2 separate regions of the Homo sapiens genome follow, and region 1 is linked to region 2. Evidence: chromatin loops called from intact Hi-C (ENCODE). Cell type or tissue: transverse colon. All regions are shown on one strand.

Region 1 (8,000 bases), 510 kb before region 2:
TACCTGGGACAGAAGCTGAGCCCACAGCTCACAGAGGCAGCTCCTCCACGTCGCTCCCCCAGAGGGAAGATCATTGCCAGAATCCAGCAGGGGATGCTTCTGACCTGGCATCTTTTCCACAGGCGTCCAGTTCTGAGATCTGGAAGCCAAACTGACCTTATGTTTGGAAAGGTGAGTTCAAGCCCTCAGTGCAGCACCCTCCTGCATCCTTTGACTGGATTCCCATAAAAAATCCAATCGAAATAAGGATGAGAGTTCCCCACACTATGCAAAGACCCCAGGATTTGTGGATGCCATTTGTTCAGGTTACATGCCTATTCAACCATCACCCAACATCTCACCTGGCACCTGCTTCGTATGGGAAGTCTGCCAGGAAGTACAGCCCAGCGGTGATCAGGAGACCAGTAGTGAGCAGGAGCCCAGCAGTGAGCAGGAGCGACCAGGTGCATGCAGTGGTGGTTAGCATTATTTCTTTAAAGATGAAAAGCTTAAGAAGTTATTTCCTTTCATTCATGGTGCAGAATTTCATTTTAAGTATGATTAAAAAATCAAAAAAGGAAATATGAATGTGCATAAATTTAAAATTCTGTGGCATATACCAACAAACAAGGTTATAAAAAGAGGACAAACCAAAAAATATTTTCATTACATAAAACCGAAGAAGTCAACATTAATTATTTATAACAAATTCCTTCAGAAAATCTGCCTGCGCTGTGGAGCCCCAGAAGCATGTGGACACCTTTTATCTAGCCCACACAGCACTGAGTAAAATAATGCATTCAGGACCCCGCATTCCCGATGCAATGTAGGGGGAGAAACCGGAGCTGGAGTCCCGCGGCTCTCTCCTCCTTCATCCCTCTCTTCCCTTCCCACCTTCTCTGGGAAGTCTCCCCTGTCTCTCAGCTCAAGAATCTCCAGGATGGCGGAGCCTGCATAGCACATACGAAAATCACATGGAATCCTCCTCTATCTTCCTGTTCCGTGTTTGTCTTCCAGGGACCTCCTCAAAGCCACAGACCCTGTTCCCTTTTCAGGATCGGGTACACAATACATTGTGCAATGAAAGATTGATGGATTAAGATGCCTCACGTACGAGATTTTTTTTTTTAAAAGATGCTTGTTGTTTTGAAAAAAAAATGCGTGCGTGCGTGCGTGCGTGCGTGCGTGTGTGTGTGTGTGTGACTTGAGGCAAGTTAAGGAGTGTGTGGGGAGAAACACTGATATGGAAGGGTGTTCACTGCCCATGCAGGGGTGGAGAGGAGGGCCTAGTGCCTTTGGCACAAGCATGCTTATCTTCAATGCATCCTTTATTTTGGCACAAGAAGATGCTCCAGGTTCAACTTGGATACTTCTTGGTCCCAAACTGGACCAGTCATTTCTCCAAAGAACCCTGGGTCCTTATGGTGGGGAAATGGTATTTAGAGACCATAGTCTCTGTGCTGAGAATGTTCATTGTTACTGAATTTGTCATCGTTTCTTGGCCTTTTTGGTGAACAGAAGTAATACACACACACTATGGAAAGTACACCATAACATCATTGTAATATTTACCATGCCAATGTAGGATTACTGGCTTCTATGTGGTTTATTCCATTTTATATCTGTGTCTTTTTTCTCTTACATGCATCATCTTTATACATAATTGCTATGTCTCACTACCTGTGTACACTCCACCCACACGTCCGTAGTATTTTCAGAACAACAAGGCCGACAACAATACCATGACTACTAGCACAGTTGCCAAAACCAGTGTAAGATCACTTAGCCTCTCTCCAGCAGTGGGATCTATAGGATATAATCTCACGAGCTCTACATGGCGTTTTAAAGTTACCTGCAGTAATTCACAAGAAGGCAGGTGCAGAAAAAGCCAGCATTCCTCCTTCCCTTCCACTCTTTTTCCTCTCACCGCAGATAACTATTCCACAGGATTTCAAAACTTACTCTCCCACATTTTAAAATGCAAGTGATTACATATGTGTGGGTGCATATTTGCATACAATTATATCCACAGCCCCCTTTCTTAGATGAAGCTGGCCTGCTCTGCACACCGTTTTCCGTCTTTCCTTTTCCACCTACGATATGCCTCCGTTACCCTGCTGGGATGGGATGTAGATGTTGTCTTTACTTGTTTTTACTGCTGCACAGAACAGCCCAGGATGTTCCATAATTTATTCACCTGTCAGCTAAGAATAGACACAGAAGTGGCTTCCAATCTTGTTATTACAAGGTGTTCAGGATACAGTCTTGTGCCTCCATTTTATCTTCACTAGAGATTGCCAAATTTTCTCTGGCAGAGACTATCTTCTTTTGCATTCTGTGTTAGTTCCCTAGGGCTTTCATAACAGAGGACCACAGCCTGGGCGGCTGAAACCACACGAAATGTATTGTTTTACAGAGGTCAGAGGTCCAAGATCAAGGTCTGGCAAGGGCCGTGCTCTACAAGCTCAGGAGCTTGTAGGGAAATTCCTTCCTTGCTCCTTCCAACGTCTGGTGTTGGTGGGCGACCCCCAGCATTCCTTGGCTTATAGATCCATCGCTCCAGTCCCTGCCTCCATTGTCCCATGGCCATCTTCTCCCTGTGTGTCTCTTATAAGAAAGTCGCACTGGCTTGGAGCCCACCTCCTAATGAGCTCATCCTAACTTGCTTACATCTGCAAAGGCCCTGTTTCCAAATAGGGTCACAGGTACCAAGAGCTAGTGTAACTGGAAAAGGGGTCTCCATCCAGTCTCTAAGAGAGGATCCTTGGCTCATGTGCAGGAGGAAACGCAAGCCTAGTCGCAGAGTGTAGTGAGAAGAGAGTTTATTGAAAGCTGCTCCTTTACAGAGTGGGGGCGTCTGTCCACAGAAAGCAAGCCAAGGAATACACCGCCTGTGTTTTCAGTTTTTCTTATATAGGGGTCTTATCTTTGTAAACACTAGGGCCAGGCACGGTGGCTCATGCCTATAATCCCAACACTTTTGGAGGCTGAGGTGGGCGGATCACCTGAGGTCAGGAGTTTGAGACCAGGCTGGCCAACATGGCAAAACCCCGTCTCTACTAAAAATACAAAAATTAGACAGGCATGGTGGTGCATGCCTGTAACCCCAGCTACTCAGAGGCTGAGACAGGAGAATCGCTTGAATTGGGAGGCAGAGGTTGCAGTGAGCCAAGATCATGCCACTGCACTCCAGCCTGGGCAACAGAGCTAGACTCCATCTCAAAAAAAAGAAAGACTAAATTAAGCTGTGCCTATGTGCGGGTGGGCTGATAACATGATAACGTTTATTACTTTATTGATTTAAAGAAAGCTATCCCCGACCTTCCAGCGTGTGAGTGCACCAAAGCGTAACTTGAATTATTGCGAACGAATATATGGCTAAGGGCATTGGGACCTGTGGACTTTCTGTTGTAGGAGCAGGTCCTCGCAGGCATCTTTAGGCCACTTCCGCAACCGCAAACATCTCAGGACCATGGGTCGTGACTGGCAAGGAATGTGCCTTGCTAGTGTCAAGATGGAGCCAAACTTAAAATGACATCACTCTGGCTCTGCCAGGCTCCTGTTCCCCTAACATTAGCATTCCACGTATTTCTGTTTGGAGGGGACACAGTAGCTCATAACACATTCCTATCAACAAAGCCTGAGGACTCCCATGTCCCCCACAGCCTCGCCAACAGTGTAGGTGGGTCAATCTGATAAATGAGAAATGGTTTCTCCGTGTTTTTTTTTTTTTTTTTTTTTTATGAGGCGGAGTTGAGTTGTTGTTGTCCAGGCTGGAGAGCAATGGTGTGGTCTCAGCTCACTGCAACCTCCGCCTCCCGCGTTCAAGTGATTCTCTGCCTCAGACTCCTGAGTAGCTGGGATTACAGGTGCGCACCTCAACACCTAAGTTTTTTATATTTTTAGTACAGATGGGGTTTCACCACGTTGGCCAGGCTAGTCTTGAACTCCTGACCTCAAGTGATCCACCCGCCTCGACCTCCCAAGGTGCTGGGATCACAGGCATGAGCCACCATGTCCGGCTAATTTTTGTATTTTTAATAGAGGTGGGGTTTCATCATGTTGGTCAGGCTGGTCTTGAACTCCTGACCTGAGGTGATCTACCCGCCTCGGCCTCGCAAAGTGCTGGGATTACAGGCGTGAGCCACTGCGCCTCCCTTGATCTTAATTTTCATCTCTGAGATCTGGAGTGTGGTTGAGCATCTTTTCACACGTTTAAGGTCCCTTTTCTTTTTCTGAACAACGCACAGTTTTCATGGAGTACCCACTGTGAGCCAGGGCTGTACAGTCAGCAGGCACATGATCACCAACAAAACAGATGGGAGTGTCTGCCTTCTTTAAGCTTGCATTCTATTGGAGGCGATAAACAAGAAACAAATAAGTGAAATGTATTATAAGCCGGAGGCATGAGTTTCTTGTTGCTGCTGTAAGAAATTCCCACCAGCGTGGTAGCTCAAAATAAAACCTGTTTCCTCTTGTCATCCTGGACGTCGGAAGTCTGGACTCAGCCTCACCGGGCTAAAGTCAAGGTACTGGCTGGGCTGCTTCCTTCTGGAGGCTCTGGGGGAAAATTCATTCTCTTGACTTTTTCAGCTGCTGGTGGCTGCCGGCTTGTCTTGGTTCGTAGGGGAGAGAAGGTCACAGCGGGCGGGGGCTGGGTAGAGAGGGCCTGTCGGACACTGTAGGAATTTTGGCCTTCTACCTGAGTGATGTGGGAAACCAGCAGAGGGGACCTGATATGACAGGTGCTTTTAAATCACACTCTTGGGCTAGGCACGGCGGCTCACGCCTGTAATCCCAGCACTATGGGAGGCCGAGGTGGGTGGATCACCTGAGGTCAGGAGTTCGAGACCAGCCTGGCCAACATGGCAAAACCCCGTCTCTACTAAAAATACAAAAAAATCAGCCAGGCATGGTGGTGGGCGCCTGTAATTCCAGCTACTCAGAAGGCTGAGGCGGGAGAATTGCTTGAAGCAGAGGTCACAGTGAGCAGAGGTCGCGCCATTGCACTCCAGCCTAGGCAACAAGAGCCAGACACGGTCTCAAAAAAAAAAAAAAAAATTACACTCTCACCACCGAGTTAGAAGAGAGAATAAAGGGTTAGGGAGGGCAGGAGGATGGTCCGAGTCCAGGAGGCTGTTGAAATGATTTGTGCAGGAGGAGCCAGTTGTACGGTGTGCAGGACCCAGTGAAAAATAAAAGGGTGAGGCCTCCAACAGCAGAGGATCAAGTCAGCGTGAGACCTGCTGCCCAGGTCTCAGGCCGGGAAGCCAGCCCTGCGGTGTGGGCCGCGGCGGGACAAAACGCATGGAACCATTGATAGTGGAAGGAAGCCCGCAGGGCCTGCTCATGGACTAGATGTAGAAAGAGGAGTGTCAGGGGCAGCACCAAAGCTTCAGCCTGAACACCTGGCCGGACAGAGCTAGCGCCGCTGGCACAGGCAGGCTGCAGGAGGATGGCCAGGAGGCAGAGCCCAGTGCAGAGACCAGCAGGCCCTGGTGTTCAGTCCCAAGACAGGACCAGGCGTTTCCGCAGAAGAGAAACAAGGCAGGACCTGGTGCCCTCGCTGGGGATGAGGGGAGCCAGTAAGGCCGAGGAGAGGGTGGTGGTAGAGCCAAGCGACATGTGTGCAGGGACCGGAGATGCCGTCACAGCAGTTCCAAATGCTGCCAGATGGAGCAAGACACCAGCGAAGGAAGTCATTGGATCACGGGAGGCGCTGGATGGAGAGGGTTGGTTGCGGGATGGAGGACGCGGACTGGGGACAGCAAGTCAGACAGTTCTTTGCAGCTGTTTGGGGGTAAAAAGGGCAGAGGAAACAGTGCAGGGTCCGGAGGGATGGGGCTGGGCAGTTTGGGCTTTGGTTTTCCATCGTTGCTTTTTGTCAGATGGGGATGGCAGCATGCTTCCGTGCCTGTGGGAGGATCCAGGCAATGTCAGTGGCGTGATGGGTGGGAGCAGGAACCGGTGGGCAGCAGAACTGGCCCGGGCGGGGTGTGGGTCTGGGGAGGCCAGCTAATGGCTGGGGGCAGGCACTTTTCTGGCTGGCGCTTTCCTGGCTGTGCTGTGGGCCACGGGCACAGGCACCATTCAGCATCTGTCAGCTGCCATCGAGAGCCATTGCCATGAGCTGAATGACCTGCCTGTGTAAACGAGGTCACTTACGAGGTTCTGCTCATCCTGGCGGTCCCCAGGCTGCTGTGGGGCTGGGGCTCTCTCCTGCAGCATCCCTGGTGGACCCTGGGTGGGGGCAGGGTGGGGATGAGGAACAATCGCAGCTGCTTCTTAGCTGTGCCCCACCCAGCTGTGTGCTGAGCATGAGAAAGAGGTGTCTGCATGTGAGACCTGTGCATTTACCTTCCCGCACATAAAAGGGAGGGAGCACGGGCTCAAAGCCATTAGCAAACACATTGTTGGCCACAGCTAACCAGTGAAATCTGAGTGGAAGGCCCACTTAGCAAACCAGGTGCATGGTGGGCCACTCCGGGAGCTCACTCAGGCTCTGAACCCTCTGGGGAGGAGCATTCCCAGAGCTATGGGCTCTAAGTGGTCCAGTCTGCTGACCACATCCTGCTCATGGGCAAGCATCTCTGCCCGGGCTGCCTCCCATGGGACCAAGCGGCACTCTCCTACCCACTCCTTAAAGTCCAAAACCTCACTATGGGCCTTTCCAAAAGCCCATGTTGTCCCTGGACCACTGGGCATAGAGCAGATTTCCAGGTTACTTGAGGGCCTGGAATGTGGGGCAGGCAGGGGTGGAGGACAAGGGAATTGCACCACATCTAGAAGACAGAAGCCCAACATCCCAACAGACCCTTCAATGGCCAGCACTCTCTCTGTGCCCAGTACGGCACCGTGGAAAGTCTTTGCTGTCCAGTGCTTGGTGTCTGAGCACTGGCCCAGGTGGGGGCAGCCTGAGGATGCAAGGGCCTGAGCTGTCTTCCAGAATGGGGAGTATCTTAGCCGCTGACATCCTCTTCACACCCCAGAAGGCTGATCCTGGGCAGCACTGGGGCCTGGGGGAACCTCCTACCTTCTCCCCAACCATGGTGTCCCTGCTCAGATCGGGATGCCGGGCCCGGCCCCAGCAAGGAGGGCACACACAGTCACTGGGGGGCACAGGCCTGGACCCACCAGGCATGAAGCCTGTCCTAGACCTCCAGGGATTAGAGCAGGCTGGCGCTGGCGAATGCAACGGCAGACAGACCCCCGTGGGGAGCAGCACCCCAGGGTGGCCCCGCATGCTTGGGAGTTCACACAGCAAAGCGGGAAGTCTGTGGCTTTCTCAGTGGCTTGGGGCACCCTGGCTGGCCTTGTGGGGGAGTGTCTTCCTATCTTGCTCCCTACACCAAAATACATTCATGAGAGTAAAGACATATCAAAAAAAAAAAAAAAAAGCAAAATAACCATGTAACCTTACTAGAATATGAGCTTTTTTTTGGTAATGATCTTAAAGTACAGCGGTCTTAAAACCAAGAACCAATAAAAAGAAAGATGGAAAAATATCCTGTCATAAAAATTAAAACTTCTTACATGACAGACAAAGCCAAAAGCCAATAGCAAACTAAGAATAACGCACTTTCAACATATGACAAAATGTTAATTTCCTTAATATTTAAATCCTCTCACAAACACATTTGCAAAGGACCAAGAACCCAGTAGAAACCACAGGCAAAGCGCATGCGTGAAGACTTAGCAGGAAAAGGAATGCAAAGGGCGATTCGATGCCAGGAGAAAAAAATAATTATTATGACAGAAATATAAATTTGCAATACTATGTGGTGGTTAAACATGCTCATAAAATGTTATGGGAAATGTTGATTTGAGTCTTTAGAATATGATTCAATAATATCTATTAGCAATAAAAATGAATATAACTTTTGTTTGACCACTTTTTTTTTTTTTTTTGAGACAGGGTCTCCCTCTATTGCCCAGGCTGGAGTACAGTGGCACGATCACAGCTCACTGCAGCCTTGACCTCCCAGGCTCAGGGGATCCTCCTACCTCAGCCTCCTGAGTAG
Region 2 (8,000 bases):
GCCCCAGCTGTTCGTCTGATCATCTGCCGGCCGGGTGACACTGCCTCCCTCCCTGCATTCTGCCAGCCCAGGAGGAAGTGAGGCCTGTGGGCCCTGGTGGCTCCTGAATGAAACTGAAGGCCTGCGTTCATTTTGCTCCCACAGTAGTGACTGGATCTCTCCTTCTACCACGTGCAATCGTGCAAGTCCCTCTGCTGCAGGGACAATGGAGGTGGGACTTTCCTGGGGCAGCTCAGGATGGGGGATAAATGGGTGGTGGAGAGGCCGGAGGAGCAGAGCAGAAGTGGGGTCCCCGGCCATGCGGCCACCCCTGCTGACCGGAGAGCTGAGCCTGATCCTGGTGCTGCAAGCCCAGAGGCCAGGCTGGTTCCCACCGCCCCCACGAGGTGAGGGCCTTGGGCAGGGCAGGGCAGGGAGGGATGCACGTTTCCGAGGTTGGGCGCCTGGACAGACTTAGAGTCTCAATGCTGTTGGGAGCCCCAGGGGGACCTCGGCCAGAGCCCACCTCTCGTGTCTTTGCTGACTTCCGCCCGACAGAGAAGGGGGTACCACTGGCTGCCTGGGCAGCTTAGGGAGGTGGGTGGAGTATCTCTGGGATGAGGTCCTGCCCAACCCACCCTGCCCGAGACACCGAGACACCTTTCCTCACCTGCCGGGCTGTGGGTTTTGAAGAAGCTGATCTCCTTCAAGCTTCTCCCGTGTGTCAGAATTCCACTTGGAATTTTTCACTTTGCGATGAAGGGCTACATTAAAACCACGTGTTTGCCAGTAATGTCAGACTTTCAAGAGCTCATGGTTTGCTTTTTGACGAAATGTAAACCCCTGGAAAGGGTCAGGCCCGGGCCCAGCATCGACAGTAAAAGGGCCCAGCTGAGGCTTCCCTTAGCTTTGTGTCCTCATCCCGGACACGAAAATGACCTGGCCCCAAATATGTGCCCAGGGTCGAGGCTGGTGGTCCAGGCACCTCCGGCTCCCTGTAGTGATACGTCCAGCTCCGGAACTACTCCATCCTGCCCCAGAGCACCTGCCCCTCCCCACCCACTGTGACCCCACGTCCTTCCCCGTCAGGGCTGGTCATGCTCTGGTCCACCTAGGCCTGAAGACAGAGCTCCCCTCTGCCCTTTCCTCACCAATCCCTGGTCGGCATCCTCCCCCTTCCCCCACACAAGGGCTCTGGGGCCTGCCAGTCCCAGGTGGCACCCACAGCCCTGAGGCCCTGGGCCCCCCTCCCCCGACCCTGGACACAGGAGATGAATGAAGTCAAGTGGTGTGGATCCTCGGGGGGGCCAGGAACGAGGTGGGAGCTGGCCCAGAGGCTGGGGCTGAGCTGTTTGTGTTCAGGACCTCCTGATTGTCTTGGGAAGGGGCAGTGCTGGTCACTTGCGGGCTGGTCACCCCCCAGCAGCCAGGACTGAGTCATCAGACGAGGCAGCACTCCGGCAAGGGCAGGTCGCCCACCCTTGACGGGTCAGCGCCTAAGCTCTGTCCACTCCTGCCCGGCCATCCTCCTATGTCAACCCCCCAACATAAAGGCTTGACCTGGTCCTTCAGGCCTCACAGGGCGGGCACCCCCGGCAGCCCCTGGCCAGGCTCCTCTTCTGCTGATGGACGCAGGGCCATCTTGGGACAGGTTCTCCTGCCTCCCCTGAAGCATCTCTGGCCCCTCATGCTGACACTAAGGAGACCAAACCAGACACTGTCACCACACCCACCCCACGCCTCTGCCTCCCACTCCGCCTCCCGGACCCGCCCCCATGCCTCTGCCTCCCACTCCGCCTCCCGGACCCGCCCCCACGCCTCTGCCTCCCACTCTGCCTCCTGGCCCCGCCCCCACGCCTCTGCCCACCCCCCAGCAGCCTCCTGACCCCGCCCCCCTTTTCCTGGCCCACCCCCGAGCCCCTCAGCCCTGTTCCTGGATGGTTCCCGCCCACCCACCAGCTTTTAGGAAACTCGCACATAAAGTGTTGGGCAGGAAACATGCCAATCCCTGCGGAGACGTGGACCCGCCCACTGCCTCCCTTCACGTTTGTCACAAACCATCTCAAAAAGGTGGCATTCCGGATGCTCCTCAGCTTGTGCCCCCAGCCCAGCTCCCTTCCCAGCTCCCTCTGCGTCTTTTCCACCCCAACCCTCTCTCCCATCTGGTCTCTGAGCTCAGCCTCACTCACTCGGTGCTGAAAATGACCTCTTCCAATGTTATTTCAGCAACATGGCAGCTTCCGGGCCTCTCCCAGACAACCTCACTCCCGAGGGTCCTGGTCCCAACAGGGATATCCAGGTGAGTCCAAGCGTACAAGCTGCTCCCATCGGCTGAGCTCTGTGCTAGGCACTGTGACACCAGCTTTTCATGCCTATATCGCCTACTCCTGGAAGAACCCAGTGGCGTGGGCACTGTCCTCATTTCTATGCAGAAACAGAGCCTTGGGATTAAGGATTTTGCTCGCGGTTGCACAGTCACGAAGTGGACCAGGCCGGGGCAAGGGCAGATCCAGGCAGGAGGAGCTTCAGCAGTGGAAGAATTTGCAGACCTGGGACACCACCTTGCCAGGGTGCTCCGGGGGAACAGGGGACCTCAAGCTTAAGCTCACAGCTGCGTGGGAAATCTGGCAAAGGAAGGGCACCAGGCCAGCCTGAGAGAGGAGAGAGGGGCCGTCGGAGAAAAAGAGAGCCCTTTCTCTCTTCGCTGCTGGGACTCTGTGTAGGTCAGACCCTTTGAGGTTGTCTCATGGGTCCCTGACCCCCGTCCCTTTTGGCCCTTTTCTTGTGGCTTCCTTGTGGATGGGTCTGCTACTGGGCCCCAAGCCCACCCCGCTTCCCTTGCTCCATCTGCTGTGAACCCAGGGTGTACTCATCACGTCAAATTCCATATTTTCCATCTCTAGGATTTCCATCTGGTTCTTTATTCCCCTTTAATTTCTTAAAACTTCACTGAGGTGAAATTCACAGTGTGTCAAATAACTGTTTTGAAGTGTACAATTGTGTAGCAATGAGGCCACACACCCTTGTGCGTATCCATGGCCCCTGCCTAGTTCCAAAACGTTCCCGTCGCCCCCAAAGGAAGCTCCGTCTCCAGCAGCATTCAACCCCCACTTTCTGTCTCTAAGGATTTACCTATTCTGGACCTTTCCTATCAATGGAATCATACAACATGTGACGTTTTGTGACTGGCTCCTTTCACTTAGCATGTTTTCAAGGTTCTTCTGTGCTGTAACATGGACCAGTACCCTGTTCCTTTTTATAGCTGAATAATATTCTACCATATGAATAAACACTATGCTTTTTTTGTTTTTCTTTTGAGATGGAGTCTTGCTCTGCCACCCAGGCTGGAGTGCAGTGGCAAAATCTTGGCTCACTGCAACCTCCACCTTCCAGGCTCAAGCAATTCTTGTGCCTCAGCCTCCCTAGTAGCTGGGATTACAGGTGCACACCAACATGATGCCAGGCTAATTTTTGTATTTTTAGTAGAGATGGGGTTTCACTATGTTGGCCAGACTGGTCTCAAACTCCTGACCTCAGGTGATCCACCCGCCTCAGCCTCCCAAAGTGCTGGGATTATAGGCATGAGCCACCTCGCCCAGCCAACCCCATGCTTTTCGTCCACTCATTGTTTGATAGACACTTGAGTTGTTTACATCTTTTGGTTCTTCTGAACAGTGCAGCCACAAATATGCACACACACAAATATTTGTTTGAATTCCTGTTTTCAATTCAAGCAAAGTTTCTGGGTCATGGGATAATGATGTGTTTAACTTTCTAAGAAGCTGCCAATTGTTTTCCACAGTGGAAGCACCGTTTTCCTTCCTGGGTCTTTTCCATGCCTTGCACTCTGCTTCTCCTTGAGCTCTTGCCTTTCAGTACCCTCTTGAGCACATAGAGATATTGCTAATGGGTCTTTAACACCCTGATCTGCTAAGTCCACCATCACTGTCATTTCTGGATCTGTTTCTATCACTCGATTTTTCTCCTGGTTATGTCTCATATATTCTTGCTTCATTGCCTGCCTGGTAATTGTTAACTGGATGTCATATTTACTTTGTGGATTTCACGTTGTTGGTTTCTTGACGTGGCAGCTGGCCTCCAGGATGGCTTCCGTTGTGTGATGCCTTCCATTGAGTGTGGGCTGGACCTGGTGACCCACTTCTAATAGATATGACAAGGAGGAAGGGATGGCGCATGAGTCAGACACAGAGTGTGACATCAGCCCCACTGGTCCTCATACTGGTTATGGTGGGGAACCATGTCACAAGCAGCCCCAGGAAGAGGCTCATGTGGCAGGAGCCTGAAGTTCCCACCAGCCATTGTGGCCCACCAGTTCCAAGACATTCTCCAGAGCCCAAAGTCCCAGCCCAGAACATGACCACAGCCTCATTGCAAACCCTGAGCCAGAACCACCCAGCTGGGCCACTCCCCACCTCCTGACCCTCAGAAATCATTGTTTGAAGCTGCTCTGTTTGGAGACAATTTCTTATGCAGCAAGAAATAACACACTCCATTTTGTTTTTCGTTAAATAATGTTAGACTCCGTGTGGCTACAGTTAAATTATTTTTAACGTGTTGGATCTTCCCAATACTTGCTTTTAATTGTATTCGAATGGGTTCAGAACAGCCCTTGCTAACCCCGCTACCAATTCAGTCTCTTTTTGAGAATTCTGCCCGCTGCCTCGTGTATTCTGAAGGCTTTCTTCTCGGCTGTGTGAGTTCTAAGAGTCACTCCATTGACCATTTCCGAGGTTTCCTTCCTGCCCCTCTGTGTGTCTCCTGAGCGCTCCGTGTAGCCCTTTCTCTCCGAAGCTTTGCCCAGCAAATTCGAGTCCCTCCGCCTCCCCACACTCTAACACTCTTCTCCTCAGCGTGTGTGGGGTGGCGCCCTGGGATCTGTTTGGGTTCGTTTGCCCTGAGCCAGGCCTTGCTGGGGTCACAGAGCTCAGCACTCGTGTTGTGTCTTTCAGGGATCATGATCCTTCGCGGCCTGTTGTCAAATATCCAGAAAGCACTGCTTCCGAAATCTCCTGGATTTCTAGTTGTTTAAGGTGAGCAAATACGATACCTGCTATTGTATGTTAGCCAGGAGGGGAAGTTTGAGTTGTGTTGTTATTTTTTAGCTTTTGTTTTGAAATAACTATAGATTCATGGGAAGCTGCAAAAATAGTACAGAGGGGTCCTGCTGTGCATAGCTACAGTCAGACCTCACATAACTACTGTGTGAAGATTTACATAACCATACATCGTGCAGAACCAGGTCTTATTCGTATTTCACCAGTTTTCTATTCATTTGTGTGTGTGTGTGTGTGTGTGTGTGTGTGTGTGGTTCTATGCAATTTTTTACATGTGTAGATGTGTGTAACCACTGCGGCAATCAACATATAGAATGGTACATCCCCACAGAGATCTCTTGTTCTACCCCTTTACAGACACACCCATTCCCCAGGCCCAGCCCTTGGCTACCACGAATAAGCTTTCCATTTCTTTTTTCTTTTTCTTTCTTTTTTTTTGAGACTGAGTCTGGCTCTGTCTCCCGGGCTGGAATGCAGTGGCGTGATCTTGACTCACTGCAAGCTCCGCCTTCCGGGGTTCACGCCATTCTCCTGCCTCAGCCTCCCGAGTAGCTGGGACTACAGGCGCCTGCCACCACGCCCGGCTAATTTTTTCTACTTTTTAGTAGAGACGGGGTTTCACCGTGTTAGCCAGGATGGTCTCAATCTCCTGACCTCGTGATCCGCCCGCCTTGGCCTCCGAAAGTGCTGGGATTACAGGCGTGAGCCACCGCGCCCGGCCTCAGCTTTCAATTTCTATAATGTCATTTCGAGAATATTGTATAAACAAAGTCATAGAGTATGCGACCTTTTGGGGTTGGCCTTTTTCACTCAGCGTAGTTCCCTTGAACGCCCTCCTGCTGCTGTGGGTATCAGCAGTTCACCTCGTTTTATGGCTGAGTCTCCCATAAGGCAGATGTACTCGTCTGTCTAACCATTCATTCACGGATGGAGTTTTCCAGTTATTAGCTATTACAGGCAAAGCTGCTGTGGACAATTGTGTACCGGGTTTTCTGTGTCCATTTATCCCATTTCTCGGGATAAATGCCCAGGAGTAAAACTGCCAGGCTGTATAGTAAGCATATGCTTATTATTTTTGTGTTGTTTTGTTGTTTTTTTACACGGAGTCTTGCTCTGTCACCCAGGCTGGAGTGCAGTGGCGCAATCTCGGCTCACTGAAGCCTCCACCTCCCAGGTTCAAGCGATTCTCCTGCCTCAGCCTCCTGAGTAGCTGGGACTACAGGTGCACACCACCACACTCAGCTAATTTTTTGTATTTTTAGTAGAGATGGGGTTTTACCATGTTGGCCAGACTGGTCTCGAACTCCTGACCTCAGGTGATCCATCCCCCTCTGGCCTCCCAAAGTTGGGATTACAGGCGTGAGCCACCACTCCTGGACCAGCATATGCTTAGTTTTAAAAGAAACTTCCAGCTGGGCGTGGTGGCTCACACCTGTAATCTCAGCACTTTAGGAGGCCAAGGTGGGAGGATCTCTTGAGCCCAGGAGTTCAAGACCAGTCTGGCCAACATAGTGAGACCCAGTCTCTATTATTTAAGCTTAAAATTTTTTAAATAAAAAACAAAAGCAACTTCCAATTTCCAGCATGGCTGAACCATTTTAGAGCCACTCAAAGTATGCATTTCTCAACATTTTGAGAGATTCAGTTTGTCTCCATCCCCACTAATATTTGGTTTGGTCCCTACTTTTCATTGTAGCTGTCCTAATAGGTCCCTACTTTTCATTGTAGCTGTCCTAATAGGTCCCTACTTTTCATTGTAGCTGTCCTAATAGGTCCCTACTTTTCATTGTAGCTGTCCTAATAGCTGGGCTGTGATAGCTCACTGTGGCCTTAATTGGTGCTCCTTGATAGTCAATGACATTGAGCATCTTTTTAGGTGCTTATTTGCCACCCATAGATCTTCTCTGGGGAGATGTTCCTTCATGGTTTTTGCCCATTTTCTAGGTGGATTTTATTTTTGCTGTTGAATTTTCAAAGTTCTCTATATCTTCCAGACACCAGTCCTTTGTTGGATATGAAACTTTCAAATGTTTTCTCCAAGTTTGTAGCTTGCCTCTTCATCCTCTTTTTTTTTTTCTCTCTCTCTCTCTCTTTGTTTTTTGAGACGGAGTCTCACTCTGTCACCCAGGCTGGAGTGCAGTGGCGTGATCTTGGCTCACTACAACCTCTGCCTCCTGGGTTCAAGTGACTCTCCTGCCTCAGCCTCCTGAGTAGCTGGGATTACAGGCATGTGCCACCAGGCCTGGCTAATTTTGTATTTTTAGTAGAGATGGTGTTTCACCATGTTGGCCATAGGTGGTCTCGAACTCCTGACCTCAGGTGATCCGCCCACCTCGGACTCCCAGAGTGCTGGGATTACAGGTGTGACCCATCACGCCCGGCCCCGTTCATCCTCTTAACAAGGTCTTTCTGGAGCAAGAGTTTCAGATTTTGATGCAGTATGATTTACCAGTTTTTTTCTTTTGTGGATCTTGCATTTGGTGTCAAGTCTAAGAATTCTTTACCTAGCCCTACGTCCTGAAGATTTTCTCTCACGCTTTCTTCTAAAAGTTGTATAGTTTTATGTTTTACTTTTAAACTATGAGTTAATGCATATGTCAGGTGTGAGTTTTAGATGGAGGTTCTTCGTTTGCATGGGATCGATTGCACGTGATGAATTGCTCCAGCACCATTTGTTGCAAAGACTGTCCTTCTTTTAGAGGGACTCCCGCTTGCCAGGCCTCTGGTTTAATGAAACATGACCAGAGTGACTCCATCTTAACGTGAATAACTAGACACTCACAAGGCACCTATAAGGTTATATAACGAGGCTATGCTGCTCGATACTGACTACGACAATTTCCTGTTTCTCTGCCTACAGGACACCACCACCCCCATCCAGAGCATGATGTGCCAGTACCTGGGTGGGTCTCACAGCACATGAGCTCAACGTGGGTGAGAGGCAGC

Evidence for each region. Peaks named below come from ENCODE experiments on the same cell type or tissue, not always from the same donor. Only the 100,000 strongest peaks of a DNase experiment are listed, where the experiment ranks them.
Region 1: a loop joins it to region 2, with 5 times the contacts of the local background. A loop is called at or near these places in 2 of 110 quality-filtered maps.

The regions. Positions count from the first base shown.
Region 1 is chr9:135,040,078-135,048,077 of GRCh38, forward strand. No RefSeq gene overlaps it. Among named protein-coding and RNA genes, the nearest start is that of OLFM1, 44 kb to the right of the region's middle. In transverse colon, no CTCF peak of the experiment used is centred here; no DNase peak of the experiment used is centred here; H3K27me3 peaks cover 177 bases.
Region 2 is chr9:135,551,250-135,559,249 of GRCh38, forward strand. LOC107987040 (a long non-coding RNA gene) reads left to right here and starts at 2,421. Exons shown (of 3, transcript XR_001746586.1): 1 at 2,421-2,702; 2 at 4,950-5,030; 3 at 7,915-8,000. In transverse colon, no CTCF peak of the experiment used is centred here; no DNase peak of the experiment used is centred here.